2 separate regions of the Homo sapiens genome follow, and region 2 is linked to region 1. Evidence: chromatin loops called from intact Hi-C (ENCODE). Cell type or tissue: MCF 10A. All regions are shown on one strand. Each heading gives the region's core, and the rest is flanking DNA. Links, peaks and the distances in the headings are about the cores only. Region 1 has its middle 29 kb from the start of HEMK2. Region 2 overlaps LTN1 (listerin E3 ubiquitin protein ligase 1).

What was found. Peaks named below come from ENCODE experiments on the same cell type or tissue, not always from the same donor. Only the 100,000 strongest peaks of a DNase experiment are listed, where the experiment ranks them.
Region 2: a loop joins it to region 1, with 15 times the contacts of the local background. A loop is called at or near these places in 1 of 110 quality-filtered maps.

What each region holds. Positions count from the first base shown.
Region 1 is chr21:28,913,346-28,916,268 of GRCh38, forward strand. No RefSeq gene overlaps it. Among named protein-coding and RNA genes, the nearest start is that of HEMK2, 29 kb to the left of the region's middle. In MCF 10A, for the core only: no CTCF peak of the experiment used is centred there; no DNase peak of the experiment used is centred there.
Region 2 is chr21:28,987,120-28,990,042 of GRCh38, forward strand. The region is part of intron 1 of LTN1 (listerin E3 ubiquitin protein ligase 1); the gene reads right to left. Among named protein-coding and RNA genes, the nearest start is that of LTN1, 4.3 kb to the right of the region's middle. In MCF 10A, for the core only: no CTCF peak of the experiment used is centred there; a DNase peak (open chromatin) is centred at 1,282.

The DNA of each region.
Region 1 (2,923 bases), core at 242-2,741:
ATTACCTACGAAAGATCCCACCTCCTAATACCATCACATTGGGGGCTAGGATTTCAACGTATGAATTTTGCATGGACAAATTCAGTCCATAACACTAGGTTTTTTTGGATTTATATTTAGCATATTTTAGCTTTTTCCATCATTTTACTTTCAGTCTTTAAAAAAATTAAGTTGTGTGTTATGAACTGAATGTATCCCTCCAAAATTCATACCCAGAAGCCCTAACACCTTCAATGTGTCTATATTTGGAGATGGGCCTCTAAGGAAGTAATTAAGCTTAAATGAGATCATAACCACTTACCTCCTAAAAGGTAAGAGCCAAAATAAATGACCATTTGATCTCAATTTCTATTTTTTTCAGAATATTCTACCCCTAAATGCAAATAAATTTACACAGAGCCCATTAATTTTATATGAAGTAGGTGTTATTCTTATTTTGATAATTACACAAAGATAAATGGGAGCTAGAAGCAATTTTCAAAACAAAATAAGCAGGAGGGAAGACAGTTCTGTTTTCCCAGCCTCTGTTCCTGGTCTCTCATTTCTGGCTCAAGGACTACCACACTCTGGAGCCCTGAGAATCAGCTTTCTGGAGTTTTGGGGTATGCTGCGTGCTCCTGACAAGCTAATTGCATGGACAAGGAAAATGGGATAAAAGTTGGGAAAATGGGGATTGGCTAAGGGAATAAATAATAGATAAAAGTGATAAAGGAGAGATAAAGGAAGGCAGTATGATGATGAGAAAGAGATCAGAAAGTAGTATTTTGTGGAAAGAAACATGTGATGACCCCACATAAAGTAGGCAGTATGCTCCATTAAAAACACCATCATATTAAATTCTGTTAAGAGGGCATTTCAGGAATATCAGGTTCTAGAATGATGAGAGGTACAAATGCTTTAACTCGTTTGCTTTATTGGTTAAATTTTATTTATTATCTTATTTAATATTTTAAATGGTATACGATGTGATATTTTGGTATATGTATACATTGTGAAATTATTGAATCGAACATATCTGTCACTTCACAGTTATTTTATGTGTGTGGTGAGAACACTTATCTACTGTCTTAGCAAGTTTCAAGTCTACAATACATCATGACTGACTGTAATCACCATGCTGTTGAATAGATATCCAGAACTTACTCATACTATCTGAATGAAACTTTGTACCCTTTGTTTTTGTTTTTTGGGGGGTTTTTTTGTTTTGTTTTGTTTTTTGAGACAGGGTCTTGCTCTGTTGCCCAGTGTTGCCCAGGCTGGAGTACAGTGGCACCGTCACAGCTCACTGAAGCCCCGACCTCCTGTGCTCAATCAATCCGCTTGCTTCAGCTTCCCGAGTAAACGGTACTACAGGCACGCATCACCATGTTGGGCTAATTTTTAATATTTTTTGTAGAGATAAGGTCTCACTGTGTTGCCCAGACTGATCTTGAACTTCTGAGTTGAAGCGATCCTCCTGCCTCAGCCTCTCAATGTGCTGGAATTACAGGCGTGAGCTACCATGCCTGGCCCTTTGACTTGGTTTGATCTTTAAGGGCATGAGTTATCAGATAAGAATCTACCTCTTCCTAGCTCTGTGGCCTTAACCTTTTTTTTTTTTTTGACAGGATCTTACTCTTACCCAGGCTGAAGTGCAGTGGCTTGATCATAGCTCACCCCAGCCTTGAACTCCTGGGCTCAGGCATCCTCACACCTCAGCCTCCAGAGTAGCTGGGACTATAGACAAGCCACTGCCATGTCCAGCTAATTTAAAAATTTTTTGTAGAGACAAAGCCTCACTATGTTGCCCAAGCTGGTCTCAAATTCCTGGACTTGGGCGATCCTCTGCCTCAGCCTTCCAAAATGCTGGAATTACAGGTGAGCCACCATGCCCAGCCCTTAACGTCTTTAAACTGTCATTTTCTCATTTGTTGAATGAATATCACAATAGTACCCACCTCATAGGGTAGTTCTGGGGATTAAATAAAATATTTAGTTAAAATCTTGGCACATTGTAAGCACTCCATAAGTGTTACCTACTTTTGGTATTATCATTGTTGTTATAACGATTATTATTATTGGCGTATAGGTTGGCAATAGAAAATTATAACCCTCATGCTTAATTCAGCCCTAATTAGAAATTATAACTGAATCTAGCAGCTGCGAGCGGCAGCAGTTTAATGAAGAACGAGTTGTCATAAAATTTAAATTATATCTATCCATAGCTAGTTTCTATTTGTAATTGAGTTTTTTCCAAGTTTGTTTGTTACAAATGGAAAAGAGCTTTGCTGTAATCATAAGAGATTTGATTTAACAGTTCTAAAGCCCGCTGACCTGATTGTGGAGGTTCTGACTTTAAATATGTAAAGCAGCCTGTGTGCTTGCCATCCTTGTTTGTTGCTTAAAAAAAATTATATTTTCTTATTATGTTGGTTAAGGAAAATTATATTTGTTAGAATATGTTTGTTGTAGAAATTAAACTTACCCATCAAGCCTTATGCTGTACACCCCAGCACTCCAACCATTAACTTGCTATCCGCAGTTTTTGATTTGCATCTGTGACTTCACTAGAATCTTAGTGGCCTTTGTCTCTACCAGTGTATTTGTAATAAACTAAATTATCCTCAGAGACTTAATTGGTAACATAAGTGCAAGACTTTGCCTCTGAAAATACAGCTTTTAGAAATAACATTATGCCTTTATAAGGTGTATTCCAAGGAAGACAAATATGTAAACATTCTTCATGTCATCAGAGTTTATAGTATTTTTCTGGAGTGGAAGGTTATTATTCCTATTTTCCCAAAAAGTACCAGGGGGTCAGTGACTTCTTCCAGGTCAATAGCTTCTGTCTGGAATTACCAAGACCATAACTTGAATCACCTATTGCAAATTCCCTTTCTAGTCCATAACATTGTTGTGCAAAATTGAAATACTTATGTGACAC
Region 2 (2,923 bases), core at 288-2,787, 74 kb after region 1:
ATACTGATCCTAGAAATTATTCTGTTTCTTAAACATTAGAATGTTTTGTAAACCATGGATACAATCCATTAGTGGCTCATGATATCAATATAATGGACCATGACAGAATTTTAAAGAAATTGATTAAAATTTTTAAAATCAGAATGTATCACATGCAGGAAAATTTTCATAAATGCTGTTATGAATTTTTTATTTCTAACTTTCATATAAATAGTATGTATACACATATGTATACTATGTAATGATGTAAAATGAACTCATAAATAGAACCCATCCTTTCATTCACCCATTAAATGAACAAATATTTATTAAACAATCACAATGGCCCAGGTCTAATGATAGCTGCCTCTAGACTGAGAGTTCCTTGAGAGTGGATACACTCATTTCCACACACTCCAAAGCCTAGCCTAACCTCTTTGGGCTAAAATTACATTATTATAGCCATAAAAATCAATACAACAGTCAATCTATAATACAGACTCCTTTGTTTTGAATCATAGTCAGTGGTTTCTTTGACTGATACACAATATAGTAGTCTTCTACTAAAAGGAGGTGAGTTGATACAGAGAAAGAAAATATTTGAACTGCTAAAAGAAATTAACTTATTGTTATCTAAACAGAAAATGCTTCAGTTTGACCACCAAGCTGACATCACAACCCATCTAAAGTCATCTATTTCTTATTTCTCTATAAGGATGTTTGCCAACGGTTATCCAAATGTGTGATTCAAATTGCTCATACCGGCCGGGCACAGTGGCTCACGCCTGTAATCTCAGCACTTTGGAAGGCCAAGGCGGGCAGATCACGAGGTCAGGAGTTCGAGACCAGCCTGGCCAACATGGTGAAACCCCATCTCTACCAAAGATACAAAAAATTAACTGGGCGTGGTGGCGCACGCCTGTAATCCCAGCTACTCGGGAGGCTGAGGCAAGAGAATCGCTTGAACCGGAAGGCAGAGGTTGCAATGAGCCAAGATTGTGCCATTGCACTCCAGCCTGGGTGACAGGGCGAGACTCTGTCTCAAAAAAAAAAAAAAACAACAAAAAAAAACAAATTGCTCATACCGGCCAGGCAAGGTGGCTCATGCCTGTAATCCCAACACTTTGGGAGGTCAAGGCGGGTGGATCACTTGAGCCCTGAAGTTCGAAACCAGCCTCGGCAACATGGCAAAACCCTGTCTCTACCAAAAACACAAAAATTAGCCAGGCGTGGTGGCATGTGCCTGTAATCCCACCTACTCAGGAGGGTGAGTCATGAGAATTGCTTGAACCTGGGAGGCTGAGGTTGCAGTGAGTCAAGATTGTGCTACTGCACTCCACCCAGGGCAACAGAGCGAGGCTCTGTCTCAAAAAAAAAAAAAAAATTCCTAATACCTAGCAAAAGTGTGTTTGGAAAATTCATCTGACAAGGAATAATCTGGCCTACTTCCTAAACTGAACTGAGTGAACAGGAAAGAAAATGATGGCCTGCATTACATTTGTTTTCAATCTGTAGCATTTAAGACTAATTCCAAAAAAGGTTCTCTATTTTTTTTTTTAAGTGAAAGTAAGTTTATTAAGAAAATAGGTCAGGCGCGGTGGTTCACGTCTGTAATCCCAGCACTTCGGGAGGCTGAGGAGGGAGATCACCTGAGATCAGGAGTTCAAGACCAGCCTGGCCAACATGGTGAAACGCCGTCTCTACTAAAAATACAAAATTAGCCAGGCATGGTGGCACATGCCTTTAATCCCAGCTACTTGGGAGGCTGAGGCAGGAGAATTGCTTGAACCCAGGGGGCAGAGATTGCAGTGAGTCGAGATTGCGCCATTGCACTCCAGCCTGGGCAAAAAGAGCGAAACTCCATTTCAAAAAAAAAAAAGAAAAGAATAAAAGAATGGCTACTCCATAGGCAAAGCAGCTGTTCTCTATTTTTTAAGTTTATTAAAATGAATTAATATTAATTATTCAATTCACCTTTCTCAATATTGGTACATGAATAAAGAGCCACAAAGGAAGTAGTTAGTGAATTATAATTCTTAAACTAAATATGATGACTTTAGGGTATCAGAATTTTCTACAATCTCATGTGTAAACGGTTTTATTATGAAACAGAATAAAAAACTAATTATTGCTAACATCTAAAGGAGTTGAGGCTGAAATAACAGAATTAGGAGTGATAACTAGGGGCAAAAGAGAAGGTATCAAATTTCCAGTCTCCAATTTAAAAGTAACAAGTTACTTTTAAATGCACTATCTTTTTTTAATGTCTACTTTAAATTTAAAATATAGTTACTCTTATGATCTTTGTATGTTAAGTGCTATACCCATAGTTCAATAAAAATTAAGAAACAATTCTATTTATGGCACTTATTTTTTTTTTTGTACTATGCCTACTTCTGTCTACACTCTTTCATGCCTAGCTTCTAGAGTTATTTGTGGTGGCAATCCTGAGTCTACAAAGACCAAACCAAGGAAGACTTACAAGACCTTTCACCATCTAACCTCAACTTTTCCCAGTCTTATCTCCTGCCACTCTTTCCTTCCCTTGCCCCACTTCCTTCTCCCTTCTTCAAATTATGCTGCCATCATTCATGCCCTAGTAGCAAACTGAATTCGAAGTTCTCTGAGGCAGGGCATGGTGGCTCACACCTGTAATCCCAGCACTTTAGGAGGCTGAGCGTATCTTTGGGCAGATCACTTCAGGCCAAGAGTTTGAGACCAGCCTAGCCAACATGGCAAAACCCTGTATCTATTAAAAATACAAAAAATTAGCCGGGTGTGATGGTGCATGCCTGTAATCCCAGCTACTCGAGAGGCTGAGGCAACAAAACTGCTTGAACCTGGGAGGTGGAGGTTGCAGTGACCCGAGACTCTGTCTCAAAAAAAAAAAAAAAGTTATCTATGTGATGGCCTTTCACAATTTGATCTTTATATAACCTTTTTT